2 separate regions of the Homo sapiens genome follow, and region 2 is linked to region 1. The links are chromatin loops, found by intact Hi-C in ENCODE. Cell type or tissue: OCI-LY7. All regions are shown on one strand.

The links. Hi-C counts contacts between places; a loop is a spot of excess contacts. Peaks named below come from ENCODE experiments on the same cell type or tissue, not always from the same donor. Only the 100,000 strongest peaks of a DNase experiment are listed, where the experiment ranks them.
Region 2: it touches region 1 in a loop (2.4-fold over the local background); 9 of 110 quality-filtered maps call a loop at or near these places.

Annotation. Positions count from the first base shown.
Region 1 is chr12:98,369,183-98,377,182 of GRCh38, reverse strand. No RefSeq gene overlaps it. Among named protein-coding and RNA genes, the nearest start is that of TRD-GTC1-1, 130 kb to the left of the region's middle. In OCI-LY7, CTCF peaks have their summits at 3,116, 3,833 and 4,034 (motif pointing right); DNase peaks (open chromatin) are centred at 3,092 and 4,032.
Region 2 is chr12:98,151,508-98,159,507 of GRCh38, reverse strand. No RefSeq gene overlaps it. Among named protein-coding and RNA genes, the nearest start is that of MIR4303, 160 kb to the right of the region's middle. In OCI-LY7, CTCF peaks have their summits at 4,289 and 4,488 (motif pointing right); a DNase peak (open chromatin) is centred at 4,467; H3K27ac peaks cover 510 bases.

The DNA.
Region 1 (8,000 bases):
TCACTGTCAGCTTGGACAATACTCAAACAGCCCTTAAAACTCTCAGACAGATGAGAAAATATGCTAGGTTTAGAGACTTAAAGAAAATGGATTTCTCAATTCATTGAATTTAGATCTCATCTAATTCTAATTCATCGTAGAAGTTTAAAAGCTTTTCAGGAAATTCTTCCATCTCTATAATAAATTTTTTTTTAGCCTATGTTCTATTAATCTTTCTGTTCATGACGGAAAGCCTTTTGCTTAATAATATCCCCTCAAATATTTGAAGACTATTCTTAAGTCTCCCCATAGACTCCTTTTCTCCAGAGTAAATAATCTAAATTCCTTTAAACTTTTCTCATAAATTCTTCTTCCCATTCTTTTATTAATCTTTATCACTTTCTTCATTTTTTTTCTATCTTGTGAAGCCAGGAGAGAACAAAGTACTATGATACTGATTGTATAGTTCACACCAAACTGTGAGTTGAGGGTGGGGGCCACTTCCTATTCAACTTTGTATTCCTAGATCAGAGGTCGGCAATTTTTTTTTTTTTTTTTCCTGAGGAGAGCCAGAGAGTAAATATTTTAGACTTGGCAGGCTGAGAGGCAATGTATTCTTTGAGCGACTATTCTCTCCAAAAGGCTAATACTCTGTTTTATATTTTATATTAAAAATGTACGAATCATTCTTAGCTCAAGGGCCATGCAAAAATAGTGTGGCTGGTGGGCTGCTGTAGATTACTGAGCTTTGCCTTAAATTTTAGCACAATACGTGGAGCATAGAAGGCATTTGATAAAGTTTGCTGAATAAAAGAATGCATGCATCTATGAAGATATTTCCATAGCTTGTCTTTTATATTCTTGTTAACACTTCTATGATGTTGCTGACTCAATGAGCTTGTCCACTAAGATCTCCAGATCTTCTTCTGTCATACATACATGGCCAGCGCTTTTGCATGCTGTTTGTACCTGGGAAGTTTTGTTGTTCTTCCCTTAATCTAAGCTGCAGTAGGGGTTCTCTATTAACCTTCATTTGCTGGTGGCTTTGGATCTCACCTTTAATTTAGTGAGGCTGTTTTGAACTTTTGTTTTTCCAGTGTATTCAGCAGCTGTCCTAGTTAGAAGTCATCTGTGAACTCAACAAGTAAGCCCAGGCAACTGATAAAACCAAAATGCTGGACCCAGTTTAACTCCTCAACTGGGGCTCCCAGCTCTGTTTTCATTCTTATGGCTTCCACCTGCCTTGTAGGGATGGGGGAGCTCATTTCTACTTATTGTTCTGGAATAGATTGGAAGGAATCAGACAGGTTCACAGAGAAGGCTGGCACTAACGACAGAAGGAAAAAACCCTTCCTTTCTTTCTTCTTAGTCTTTGGGCCTGTAGAGAACACTTGTCACAGCCTGAGGGAGAGCTCTGTATTAGAAGAATTTCCATTCTGAGTTGAATTTGGATGAAGCAGTCTTGAGCATCACAAATCCATAGCGTCAGGAAGATGGAGCTGCTTTACAGAATGCCTAGAGGCTGACCCCTGAGACTGAGCACATCCTCCTGCCACTGTCTCTTTGTCCCCACCCCAGTTTCAGTTGAATTAATTAATAGGTGCGCAGAGACTTTTCTGATCAAAGTCCCCTATTTAGCTGCAATGATCTTATGTGGGTACCTGTTATCTCTCTCCACTAGGGTCCAGTCAACAAGAAGCCATGTCTCTTCATTCCTCTGCATCCTGCCTTGGTACACAAAGGGGCGATTAGAGTTAGCCAGATGTGATGTCAAGGCTGATGGGAAACAAGGCAGGGAACATTTCTTTTCCTCCAAGCTCCTGACTAGCTGTTAGGTGGTTACAACTTTCAATCTGAGGGAACTGGGAAAAGCTTTACCCTGGTTCCCTAGAGGTGAAATATGTTACCTATAGCCCATTATATCCACTCTCGCTCCTCTCTGCTCCCCTCCCCTCTGTGTGGCTGAAATTGCTGTGATTGCTACCATTTAAAATGTCCTGGAAAGCTGCATTTATTTACAATTGCTTCCTTCTTAAACAGGTGGGGGAAGTTGCAAAATAGCTAACCCAGTGGTGGATCAATCTTTAACATTTCTTTCAAATGTGGAAGGAAAGAAGATGATGACAATTTTAAGGGTCTATTAGGTGGAAATGATCTACGAGGGATGGCGGACAGCTGAAGGTCACAAATCAGGCACTGCCTCTGGCTCAGTGATTCAGAAGAATAGTGGAATGGGAAGTGTGTTCCTGAGTTTTATCAGAGTCCAAGTTTAGGAATTTATCAACGTGTGCCTGGGATTTGCTGTAATGAGCCTCTTCACTCCTCTCATAAAACAAACCGGTGTCTGATTAAAGCTGGCGGGCCTTCCTTGGATATAGAAATGAATTCATTTAGAATTTTGGGAAAAACATCATGTCTTTGTCTGGCTTAACTGAAAAATAGCCTCATTGGTATGTGGGGATCATGCTTATTCCCCACCTGGTTAAAAGATAATGTCAATGCCATTGAATTTTCATATTTTCTATCAATAATGTTTGGAGAGCCTCTTTCAAGGTGTTTTCAATTCTATACTTTCTCTTTTTCTATTTTTGTCAGCGATTTTTCTTTACCCCGTGTAGGGTCAGGATGGACTCAGCTATGCTGCAGTAGCAGAAATACTTTGAAATCTCACTACCCAAAGACAATAAAGGTTTATTTCATTCTTATACATGTCCATCACATTCTGCATGGCTACCCTCCACGTCGTTTTCTCTCAGTGACCCCACCACCAAGAGCAGGGTTTGGCAAACTTTTTCTGTAAAGGGTCAGACAGCACAGTACACAGCTTTGCTGGCCATGTGGTTTCTATTGCAGCTGCTTAACTGCCATTATAGCATGGAAACAGCTGCAATGTGTAAAGAGATAGGCATGGCTGTGTTCCAATAAAATTTTATTTATAAAAACTGACAGAGGACTGGATTTGGTCTGCAGGGAGTGTAGTTTGCCCACCTTGTGGTGGCAAGGGGAAGGAAATGTGGTGAATTTTGCAGCGCTTCTTTAAATCTTAACTTCCACTCACATTTTATTGGCCACAGCAAGCCACAGGGCCACATCTAACTTCATGGAGGTACAGAAAGTGCAGTGCTCATTTGTGCCCAGAAGGAGGAGAACCAGAAACATTGGTGGACAGCACCATTGAAGACACATTCCTTTCCTATTCTTTTTAGAAAAGTCTGGTATTTCTAGATTAGCACTTCTTCAAAAAGCATCCATTAACTGCAGTCTACATGTTTTACAACTCAGTTGCTGTGATCGGAACTAAACAAATTTAGGAGATGAACAGGATCAAATTTCCAGGAGTCATTCTAAATAGTAAGTATGTGACTTCTTTTGACAGAGTCTCGCTCTGTCGCTCAGGCTGGAGTGCAGTGGCGCGATCTTGGTTCACTGCAACCTCTGCCTCCTGGGTTCTAAGCAATTCTCCTGCTTCAGCCTCTGGAGTAGCTGGGATTACAGGCACGTTCCACCATGGCCGGCTGATTTTTGTATTTTTAGTAGAGACAGGGTTTCACCAAGTTGCCCAGACTGGTCTCAAACTCCTGACCTCAGGTGATCCACTCGCTTCGGCCTCCCAAAGTGCTGAGATTATAGGTGTGAGCCACTGTGCCCGGCCGTGACATTTCTTTTCTTCAGACCACCAAAGTTCTGTTTGGGTCCCTGAACTGTTCTGGTGAGATTAGTTTCAGCCATCCAACTCATTCTCAGGTGTTTAGATTTCTGGTTAGATTTCTGAATCCAGACAGTGACCATATCCTCCCTTGCCTGTTTTTGTTTTTTGTTTTTCCTTATAAGTCACAGACATCTTGCACTCTCTCATCCTTCACTAGGATAGGACTGAGCCTGGGTCTTGCAGACCACATTGGGGATGGGCAAACTCTTTCTGTATTCCCAGGGGAGACAGCAGTTCCCACCCATGTGCCTCTGGAGCCTTCCCTTGTCTTTTAGCATCCATTTCGTTATCTCCAGGTTTGCATATTAGGAAAGGAGATTTCACTTCATCCAGAAGAGGGCACTATGCACCAAGTCTAGAATATTCAGTTCCTTCCAGTGGAGGCACAAATTATGGGATTAATGAAACCCATATTCAAACCCTGAAACTATAGCACCTATCATAAAACACAAACCAAAATACCACATTAAGAATGTACTCTACAAAAAGAGGAAAACAATGCAATTTCTTAGCAACTTGTACATTTCAGAAGGTACAAACTGCTTTGTTAAATCAACCAAACAATTTTAGGGGGTGCTCCTCTTCCTTTCTTACTGACTTAGGCTCTTTGAACCAAAGCCTGCCCTACAGTTGGCCACTTACACGATGTCCTTAGAGCCTTGGGGGCCAAGGCTGCAGGTTTGGTCCTGTTGAAAACAGAATAACTTGCTTCTTTCAGGCATCTTCTTCCATTAGGGAGTGAATAACATGTCAGAGAAACTTCATGCCAAATGCAGGCGAAAAATGAAATACAATAATTCCCTATGTGCTAAAATGGAAGATGCCAGTGTTTTATAATATGGAGAAAGTTTGAATGGGGAACTTAGTGATTATACACTTTTTGTCCCATTCTCTCGGTCCATTTGTACTTAAGCATCATCTCTCTGTGGTGTGTTCTTAAGAGAATCACCCAGACCCTCCCCCAACCTTTTTTTTTTTTTTTTTTTGCTGCAACTTCCTACTTAGCTGCTAAGCGTTCTCCTTGAATCTTGACTATGACTATCACGTTACTGAGCCCTCCCTGCTTCAGTTTTCTTGTGTGTAAAACAGGCATAATTATAGTGCTTATCTCTGAAGATGTCATGAGATTTTTATTATCATGCATTCTTTTGTTGTCTCTTCTCAAAAGTTTGCAGACTGTTTTAACCTCTACTATACTTTTTTTTTTTTTTTTTTTTTACAATGCTGCCATGTAACTGTCTCTGGAGTAAATTTATTCTCAGGCATATTATTTATCAATCAAACATAAGATATTAAATATTTAAAGGCAACTCTCTGATGGTATCCTTCTCTTGGGGTGAGGTATATACAGACTTTTCCCAATTAGTCTTTTTATTATCACACAGAGCACTCAATATATGCTTCATGGCCTATGAAACCTCTCCAGTGGATTTTCCCTGAAATGCTATCCCTTGGAATTTTATCCCCTTTCTCTGGTTAAGTTCCTGGATTAAGTCAGGTAAAAAAAGATATTAGTAAGATTACATTAACAGCAGATGACATTAATTTGCTACTTTCCATGTTCTAGGCACTATGCTAAGGACTTTATGTATATTGGTTTATTTAATCCTCATCAAACTCTTATGCAGTATCTCAATTTTACAGATGAGGAAACTGAGGGTGAAAGAAGTCTAGCAACTTGGCACAAATCACACAACTAGAAAGTGGCAGGAGAAGCTGGTCCTGCTCATGGTACATTGACTTCCGCCCTACACTAGATTTTCCTAAAATGTGTTTCCCTGAGGAGAAAATCAATATGCAAAAACAGAACTCTGTCCCACAATCTGCAGCAACCAGCCTTGGAAACTAATCTGTTATTTTTAGTAACTAGCCCAGGAAGTCAGCCTGCTATCTCTAAATCAACTTGCAGGAAGTCTGACCGCTGTTTCTAGAAACTGGTCCAGGAAGCCAAACAATAACTCCTGTAGCCGTTGGCCCCAAATTGCCAAGCTTGATTAACAACTGACAGTATCTCTAATTTTTGTCCTTGTTTCCAATTTATAAATATCCAGAGTAAGCCAAATATGTCCCATACCCATCAGGTAGGATGCCCCGCTTGTAGTTAGCCTGCCTCCAGCTTCCCCAGGCCAACAAGCCTCCAAACAGGGCACACCTGAAGCCTTCCCTTTTCTCCATGATGAAGCTTTCTCACTCCTCTGCCTTTGAGTCTTTGCCAAATGCAAGTGATAGTGGCTGGTTCCCTTGCTATATAACAAGCTCTGAATGAATAAGGAGGCTTTGCTTGTTCTTGTTTGGTTGGTTTTCATTTGTTGCCACATTGGTCACCATGTATTTTCTTTGGTCTATGCTGAATCTCTTTCATGTCCCACATCAATCTACCTACTATGCTGATTTATGTGGTTTCATGTTAGAATAGTCTTTTTTTTTTTTTGTATTTGGGTTGACATTTCAACTGCAGAGAATTCTCAGTCTTTCTGTCTAAAATTGCTCATGTACAAACTTAAATCACGATGACTTCATCCACTGATGAATTGTGTTTCTATAGCTTTAGCTACTTCTGTTCCAATTTGCTATTACAGTTGCCTGTCCACTGCTTCTCTCAAATGTTCACTTTGGTTCAGTGTCTACTTTGGTCATTAGATAATGCCTTCACCTTTGCTGCTAGAGAGAGGATTTTTAGACATCTGACAGGCATTTTTAAGAAAGAAAGCAACTTCGGTCCTGAGCACTGCAGATCTTCCCCACTGCTCAGAAATCTTCTGTATTGTGGCTGCTTCCTTTGTCACATGACTAAAGCCTGTCCCTTCTGTCCTGCTCCAGGGATTAAAAACAGTCCAGCTGCTGTTCAGTCTGGGATTTTCATGTCCAACTAGTTCACGTGTCTTCCAATACCATGGGTTGAAAAATAAACGTAGTGTAATTCTGTGCAGGTTGCATCTCAGCTAGAAAGTGTGGATTTAGTCCTAAATTGTATTATTTGTCAGGGTAGTTGGGCTTCACTCTGGGTTATGCAAGAGCTGGTTGTATAGCCTGGACCACTTCATGGACACTTATTGTGTGTCAGGGATTGTATTAGAGAATAAGGAAACAAAGATGTATGAGACTCTGCTTCCTAGGTAGAGAGACAGGCCATGCACAGAAAAGATAGGCTATAACACAAGGTCTTCTACTCTAAGTGTGACATTAGCTACTTCTCTTGTTGGCGCCAACAACAACTGGGTCTTATCCAGTACTAGCACTTGTTTCAGTGTAGCGCAGTGCAGTTGAAGGCACGTTTCTATTTAGCTCACTGAACTGTGATCCCTTGATAACAGGGACTGACTCTTGTCTACCTGCTGTGTTGCCAACAATCTAGCCGGTACCTCATTCATAGTAGGCAGGTTGACGGTCTGAGCTATTTGATCAAAAAGAAGTTCAAGTCGCAGCTCTTTTACATATTAATTATGAGAACTAGGGCAAGTTAGCCTTTCTAAGGTGCTGTGATTTCATCTGTAAAATGGGGACAATAATAATTACTGCAACCCACTCTACCTCATCGATCATTTCCACATCATTGGCATGTATTACACACTCAATATCTTCTGCTATAATTATGAATTCAATTACCTTGAAATTCCAGTGATACAGATGACACATACTTAGAGTTGAGAGGAAGGAAGGATTGCTAAATCACATCCTGAAAATTGGGTGTTATTCTGGGGTGGAAGCCAATTGAACCCATTCCAATGTTACATGGCACGAGCACAAGCCATAATGTTATGTAGTGCTTCTGAATGGCACACGGTAAAATAAAAGCTCTTGCTAATGATAGGGGCATGAAGAACATGAATTCGTTACTTAAAATAGGAATGGAAACATTTGGGCATGCCCATTTCACATCAAGAGTACTGGCAATTCATCCATCCACAGATGCATGGCAGAATCCTGATTTATTTATCAGTGCTTCAGAAGAAAGGTCTTGGTTGTGGGGAGAGTTGAATAAAGAAGTTGATGGATTCTAAGGAAGGGAAGAATTTAGTTAAATACATTTTGTAGGGAGAGAAAACTGGGAGGGGCTCTAAGCTTAAATGCTCCCATTTCACATATCAATGCTGTGAATCTCAATTTCCCCAAATGAGGCTAATGCTATGTGAGAATTGAATGGGGTAACAAATGTGAATGTACCAGTGCAATGCCTAATATTTCTTGAATACTAGAAATAGTCGAATATTATTTTTCTTTTTCATTCTTTTGTGATAGAAATGGTAACACTGGGAATTGTGCAGTATACTAGGGCATATATAAGATGGGAAATGAGTGTATAAAAAATCAT
Region 2 (8,000 bases), 220 kb after region 1:
TCTAGGTTTAAGTGGTTGACCATGTCTACATTTACGCCTCCTGCTCTGATTCATGTCCTCCTCTCCCTGAACCCTAGATGGGTCTATTTGGCTACCTGCTAGCTATTGTCATTTGGGTATCTGTAGCAGAGACAGGCCTGATGCTTATCTAAACCTGCTCCTCTTCCTGGGCACTCAGGAAGACTGTAAATTCTAGCCTCTCCTGCATTTAGTTTGGGACCAAATGAATGAACACTAGCTCTTGTATTGATGTGAGTGGGAATAATATGCACCAATTCTACACATCTCTCTCTCCTGTCCTCATGACTGGAAGCAGTGCTCTGCAAGATAGCAGATTCATAATGTGGGAGGATCCTGGATTCCTGAGCCACTCCTTTAAGGAGAGCTTTCCAGGAGAGCTGTCTAAACTCCACTGGGCTATAGTAGGAGCAAGAAATAAAAGTTTAAGTCACAGAGATTTGAGGTGATTTGTTGCCACAGAAAAGCTTGACCTTTCTTTACCAATATAGTGACCCTCAGGTACCTTGAGTTCTACGTGTAAGTCTATTTTCTACTTCAACTGGTGTCACCGTCCTCTGTTCAGTCCCGCAATTCACAGTCCCCTAGTCTTCAACCAAATCCGATGAATAACCAAGCCCTGTGGATTTTAACATCCATATTTTTTTTCTAGGATTATGTATTTTTAAAAAACCATTACCCTGATAAAGGATCCTATTTCTTACCTGCCTATTGACATGAGTCAACTTAAACCAGGAAATCATCCTATTAGGATAGTTGGTCATTATTGAAAGTCATTCCCAGCAGGGAACATAAAAGAATACGTTAACACTGTAACAATACAGTTGGTGTCTGGAAATAAGTAAATTTCCAGATCACTGATGAAGAAAGTGGGGAGCTCCCTGGGCTATGCTCTGTGCCTATAGGACCCATATGCAAAGAACAAAAGGACCCTCACACAATGTCCAGATAGACAAGTGAGGGTTAATGCAATTAACCATGGATACCTGGATACTTCATAACTACCATCTTCCACTTCATGTTTTCATCCACTCAAACATGCTTTTGATAAAGGTCAGAAGGCCAACTGCTTACTGAGTGTAGATCAAAGGTGGAGCCATAGTCTGGCAGGGGTCTTCTTGCTGAGCTTAACCTTACCTGGGAGAGTTAGCTAGCTCAAAACATTTCTAATCACCTGTGATCCCTCTTCACATCTCCTGCAGAGTGTGAGACTGTAGATGACAGCTCTCACACTCCCCTTTCCATTTAGTAATGCTCCCTTTATAAAAGCAGCTCTCATTTTTACCAACCTATATTTCCTTTCCCACAAAAAGTGAGCCCCTCCTTGGTCATGCCACTCTTGTTTAGAAACACCTTCTGGGATGGCATTAAGCAGGGGTCCTTCAATTTCTTCATTTCTATGGCAGCTCTCCCTCCTCCAAACCAGCATGCATTACCTTGCATATTTTAATAAATTAAAATAAGCCCATGTTTTAAAATGAGTTTTTCTTTAAATAATTGTTCAGCAGTCCACAGCTTTGGTCTTCCTTGAAGACTAAAAAGATCTCATGAAAACCTGGAGGCAGCAAATAATGGATAAGCCATTTTGAGGTCTTTGGATAACTTTGTGCTGAGTTTTATAGGAAGGCTTGCTATTATTAGAGAGCTACACCAATGTTTAGTGACTGAATTTTCCTTGCCTGACTCAGTAATCTAGGGGACATTTCTGCACCAAGAACTGATTCCCATATACATAGGAAGTTGACCACAGTAGTCATTCTGACTACCAACCTTCTTCTGGACCTTTTTTTCCTGCTTGCATCCTAACTCAAACCTGGACCTTAACCTGGTCCCTGTTTCAGGTCTGAAACTTCCTTCTTTAGCCAAACTGGCCAGACATGACAGATAGATAGCTATGTCATGGGAATAACAGTCATTCTGTGGCCTTTTCTATTTTTTTTTTTTTTTGAGACAAAGCTTTGCTCTTGCTGCCCAGTCTGGAGTGCAATGGCTCCATCTCAGTTCACTGCAACCTCCGCCTCCTGGGTTCAAGCCATTCTCCTGCCTCAGCCTCCCGAGTAGCTGGGATTACAGGTGCCCACCACCATGCCTGGCTAATTTTTGTATTTTTAGTAGAGGCAGGGTTTCACCATGTTGGCCAGGCTGGTCTCGAACTCCTGACCTCAGGTGATCTGCCTGCCTTGGCCTCCCAAAGTGCTGGGATTACAGGCATGAACCACCACACGCCCGGCCTCTGTGGCCTTTTCTAAGAGTATTTGCCTTTAAAACACTATTGCCAGTTGTAAAATGAAACATTTTGCTCCTGTAGAGAAATTCAAGGTAAGCCAAATATAAGGATGTAAGAATATTTTTAAGAAGAATATTCACTCTGAAATCCCATCATAACCCATAACCCTATGCAATGGACCTTCACCTAGTGTGAGGCTGGCTCCATTAGCATCTCATCGTCTGTCACAGGGAAAAAGGTTCTGTGCTATTTTTCATCTCCTGAGTATTCCTGATATAGAACAAGAGCAAGGACTTTAAAAAAATTGAGAACATAAATGACAAAGCATTTCTCTGTTTTCTTCTTTTCTAAAATGTGCACAGTCAGGTCCTTTCCTACCTCCATGTCTTTGCACACACTATTCTCTATGTCAGGAATGCCTCTCTTCCTACACTCCCATCCATCCTGCAAGCGGTACTTCCCACATGAGGCTCTTCCTGGTCTCTCCAGCTGCAATTACTTCTTTTCTTTGTTTGTATCCTGACTACAGCACTTTGCATTTTTGTAATCTATGGTGCACTCAGGCACAACAAAGTCCTGACACTTGTGTCATTTTACAAGGTGTCATAATCACTGCCATCAGATGGGGTTCCTCAGTTTAGATTTTGTGTATATGACACTATCTAAAAGGAGCTCTTTATCTTGGGACTTTATGAAGAAAATAAAAATGTTAGTTGCTTTAAATTATTTTTGAAACAATATGGGGTAAGGATAATTAAATAATAACTGAACCCATGCTATGAAATGAGAACCATGTGGAGTTAGAAGGCAAAATTACTTATAAATAAGGACTTATACATTATATATGGGGAGGATTCTGATGTTTGCTAATTTTCTCCTCACTAAGGAATTAATAAAATGCTCAGTGGTGTGGCCAGCAGAAAGGTTTCTGTTCTGTGCTGGCTTCTTTATTTTTTCCTCTTTGTATCATCCAAGTTCTACTGGCTCTTGGATTCTATGTGTAACTCCTTGTTTTGAACACTTATCTGTACTAAGATGTTGCTTACTTCTATCAGAGCCCTAATGCTTTCTGCAGAAAACACATAGTCCTGGATTTTTCCTTTGCTTTTATGTTCTGCAAAATCACCCTACTTTCCTCTTTCTGTACTTTGCTTTTCTGCAATGATAGGAAGTTCCCCCTCCATATCCTTGTATTACAAGAATAACTTCTTGATTGAGCTTTGAGCTGAAACTAGATTTTTTCTTGGGGTGCTGATATATTTGCTGAGACACCTCCACTTCTTGTTCCTCAGGAGACACTGAGGTGCAGCTGCCAGGGGTGTAACCTCTCTATACCCATGGAGCCCATCCGTTGGTGATATTTGTGTGTGTGTCTTGTCTGGTCTACTAGACTGTACCCTCTTGAAGATGTCAACAGTATCTCATTTGATATGTTTCCTCCAGGGCTCCTAGTAGTGTTGTATAGGGTAGATGCTCATGAAGTGTTTAACGGATTGAATTGTATCAGCTATTACTCTGAGTGCACACAAAGGGGTGCTGCAGCTCTGAAGAGCCTCAATTCACCTCATGGGGTTACATGGAAAAACTGTCAGACTTATTTATGCACCCCAGTTCTCCATGGGTTATGTCAATGTCAATTAATACTAAATTTCTGCAGTGGAGAGAAAACACATTTTCACCTAAAGGCTGATCAGTTCCTTTTCTGCTGTATATCTCAGTGATCATAAAGCAAGGAGACCCCTGGGACTCTATTCTATTTAGGCAAAGGCAGGTGTGCTGGGGAGCTTCGTATTTGTACACAGACACAAAAAGCAGGGCTTATTTTTGCAATTACTTGCAAAGGCTGCCCATGTTTTCCAGCATGTAAATTAGGACTTGAAGGAAAACATCTAATTGCATTTCACTCCAACTAATTGCCAGCTCAAAATTTTAGATTAGTGTGCACACCATACTTAATTTTTTCGTTGCTGTTATTAATAACACGCTTAGCTCTGTAAGAAGAGAAATAACAAGCTGGAATTAAAGACTTGAGGGCTGCCCCACTAAGAAAATGCTTTGGGGAGTGTGGTAAGGAAACGATGAGAAATGTCTCAAAGCCATGGCTGAAATTCCAGACAAAGATTGCCTGGGTAGGGTGCTCCTCTGTTGGTTTGCTGATAAAGGTTAGATAGAGCGGATATAATAGAGATGGTATGTGGAGTCATTGCATGTGTTTTGCCACAAGGAGGGGCCGTGGTTACAACCCTGGACGTGTCCTTAACTTGTATTAAACCAGTAGGCTTTCCTGTTTGAAAAACAAAACCTACTTAAAAGAGATTTTTGTTGTTGTTGTTGTTTGTTTTGTTTCTTTCTTTCTTTCTTTCTTTTTTTTAAAAATGTGCTCACATCCAGAAAGAATGGTATGGTCTTTTATGAGTAACATAAACATACTGTGATATCCTTATGTTACTAAATGCACATTACAAAGCATAACAAAATCATAGTCACACACAAAAAATAAGGACAAGCTACAGTGTTGACTGGAAATAAAAAGGGGGAAGCTTTTTCACATGTTGTTGCGCAAAGGTAACCGGCAGCTTCAGAATTCTCCTGTCTTCTCAGCAAGAGTTATTCTCTAAAGGACATGATGAACTTTTTGTCCTTCCAAACACAGAAGTCAAAAAAATGTATCCTTGAAGCTCAATTTAGCAATAGCAGCTTTGCAAATCTATTTACCATTGGGGAGACTTTATTCAAAGATGGTTAGTTCCTGGGTTTCTCAATGAAGGGGCAGAACGGAGACCAGATGGACTTTGGAAAAGCTTATGAATTAAATAACATGCTTTCATCATACTGTCCCTCTGTGTTTATCCTCTACCATTCTTTAGTGGGCACCTATCTGTGCCAGGCATGGAGCTAGATGCAGCAGCCACCTCAGGGACAAGACTCGGTGAGATCCCCACTGTTCAGGTTCCAGACAAGTGGCAAGCCAATGTTAAAAAAAAAAATAGAGACACAAGCAAATATATTCCTATCAATATTGTTAAGTGCCATGAAGGAAACATATGGGGATTAAGACCACAAAAGTTGCATCTAACTGAAATGGGGAAGGTCTGGGAAAGCCCCTCCCAAGAAATGACTTGTAAGCTGAAAGCCATAGGACAAAGTAGCATTTAGCCAAAGCAGGAGGAATAGATCTTTCCAGACATATGGAAGGACAGGTGTGAAGGGCCTGCAGTTTGACACATTGGAGGGAGTAGAAGACAGCTCATGGGGTTGTTGCTCAGTGAGTGAGGGGAAGAGTGACTGAAATTAGGCTGGGAAGATGGGCAGACGAAGGACCACACAGGGGCTTGTAGACTGTGGTAGAGAGTTTAGATTTTATCCTCAAAGTGATAGAAAGCCTCTGAAGGGTAGAAGAAGGGAAGTGATGAGAATCCATTTAAAGAGATCTCAACTTAGAGAAAAGATGGGAGGGCAGCAAGAATGAAAACCAAGAGACCAGTTGGGAGGAAACTTTCATGGGGTTGGTGAATGTGCTGGTCACTTGCCTGCTTGTTTTCAAATCCATTCTCCACCCTTCTCATACAAAACAAAGTATATTTCCCAAACTCCTCAGCCAATCTGCTTTTGTGTGGGTTGTACTGATAGGAGGCTGTGGAGGGAGATTTGAGAACTAGAAAAAGGGAGAAGCCAGGGTATTTTCCATTGTCCCTCCTTGTTTCTTGGGGCAACCCCAGCAATGCTGGTCCTCTTTGGTGTCAGCTGTTTCCACATAGACCCACTGGATAGTCCCATTGTCTGTGGCCCCAGATCCCGCAGGGCAGTCTTCTACATGGTTTCTATTTCTACCTGGCTTCCTCGGTTCTTGAACTTTAGCAATACCATCTCCTTCCAAGATTCCCCCAACCCTGGAGGTGACAGGGACTCCCTACTGATCTCTGGGTCACATCCTCATTCCCTGATTGTCTTTGCAGCTCTCCCAACACCTTTGTAATGAGATCTCTCAATTTCCTCTACTCGGAGCTTGGATTTTATTTTCCTGACTGGATCTTGACCAACACGACGAGCAACAATGGCAGTTTGAACCCTAGCAGTGTAGGAAGAGCAAATATATGGATTTGAGATAGTTTTTGAAATTCTGTATGAACTGACTGAAGACAGTGGAGAAATGAGATAATCTACAAGCTACATCTAGAATTTCCTAGCACCCTGAGCAGGATTAATTAATTTCTGGCCAAAGTTAGCTGGCATTAACTTGACTAAGGAAAACAAATGAACATCATGGACCTGCCCTGAAGCCCTCATCAGTGGTCATGAAGTCAGCAATTGGAATCAAGCTAATATCACTCCACCCACAGACTCCCACCTTTACATTCTAATCTCTAGAGTTGAGGTCTGAATAATATTTCTGGGACAGCAGAAAAAAGTTTGAATAAAATCCTGTGCAAAGTTTGAATAAAACCCTGTGCAATAGTATGGCCTTAACACAAGAAGGGATGCTTTCTCTTTGTTGAGAATCTCATGCTCTACTGACTGAGCTAGCCAGGCGCTCTGGTGTTTCTTTGTTAAGAAGTGATTTTACCCAACTATTTCCTAGCTTTTGTTTCCTTTTTCTTAAAAGATCAATAGCCTTTCTTGTTTCTTTGGCTTTTTAAAAGCAGACTGTTGTAGGAGTTACCATCTGTTCTGACCCTGTCTCCTCCTGGTACCTCTGCTCCATCACGCCATGACTGGACCTCTTGTTTGTCTTGACACACTGCTCTGTCTGCCTTTTCCCTTTGTCCAGTTGAACCCCCATAGGTTTCAGGAGTCTGTGAAGCCATAGGTATGTGGGGAACAGGTGGAACAGAGCAAAGCAGCAGTGACGTTCCTTCTGTGGTTTCCGGGGAGGCTGTGCACATGAGGATGGTACAAGCCATGCTGCTTCTATGAGCCTTTCTTTGGATATGTAAGCCTTCAGTGTAGACTTTTAAGGAAGATATTGAGAGTTTCTTGTAGACCAGATTTTTGTGTCCCTGGAGCCTGGAAATAATTAAGAGATTATTGTATGTGGGTGTTGCTGAGAGAGTGAAATGGTTTCAAGGCCTATGGGTTCATAAAAGACTTTCCTTCCCCCTCCTTCCCTCCCTCCCTCCCTCCCTCCCTCCCTCCCTTCCTTCCTTCCTTCCATCCATCCATGTTTCCTGTTCTCTCTTTTGTCTTTCCTTCTCTCCTTTATTCCTGTATACATTCATCCAACGAGAATTTTGAGCACCCATCATTTGATTATTTGAGACATATGCCAGCAGCTCTGAAGTATATGAAAGAAGTATAAGACAGAGACTTGTTCTCAAAGTTTGGATACGAAATAGACATATCTGAAATTGTATAGCAATAGTAGGGTAAACACAGGGTTAGGAATGAGGAAATCAGTATTTAAAACTTAGTGATGCTTTTCACTCACTGATCTTGGGCAAGTCACATGGCTACCCTAAGTTTCAACTTATCCACAATATGAAAGGAGTGAATGAAAAAATCTCTAAGTCCTGTCATTGCTCTAGGATTAATGGGCACGGTTATCTAGAATAATCTAGAGTGGTGGTTTTTGAACATTTTGGTTTCAGGATCCCTTCATACTCTTAGAAATTATTGAGGCCTCCAAAGAGCTTTTGTTTATGGGGGTTGTATCTCTTGACATTTACTGCATAAAATTTAAACCTGAGACATTTAAAAATATTTACTAATCCACAAAATAACAGACTCATTGCTTATAAACACATAATTATTTTCACGA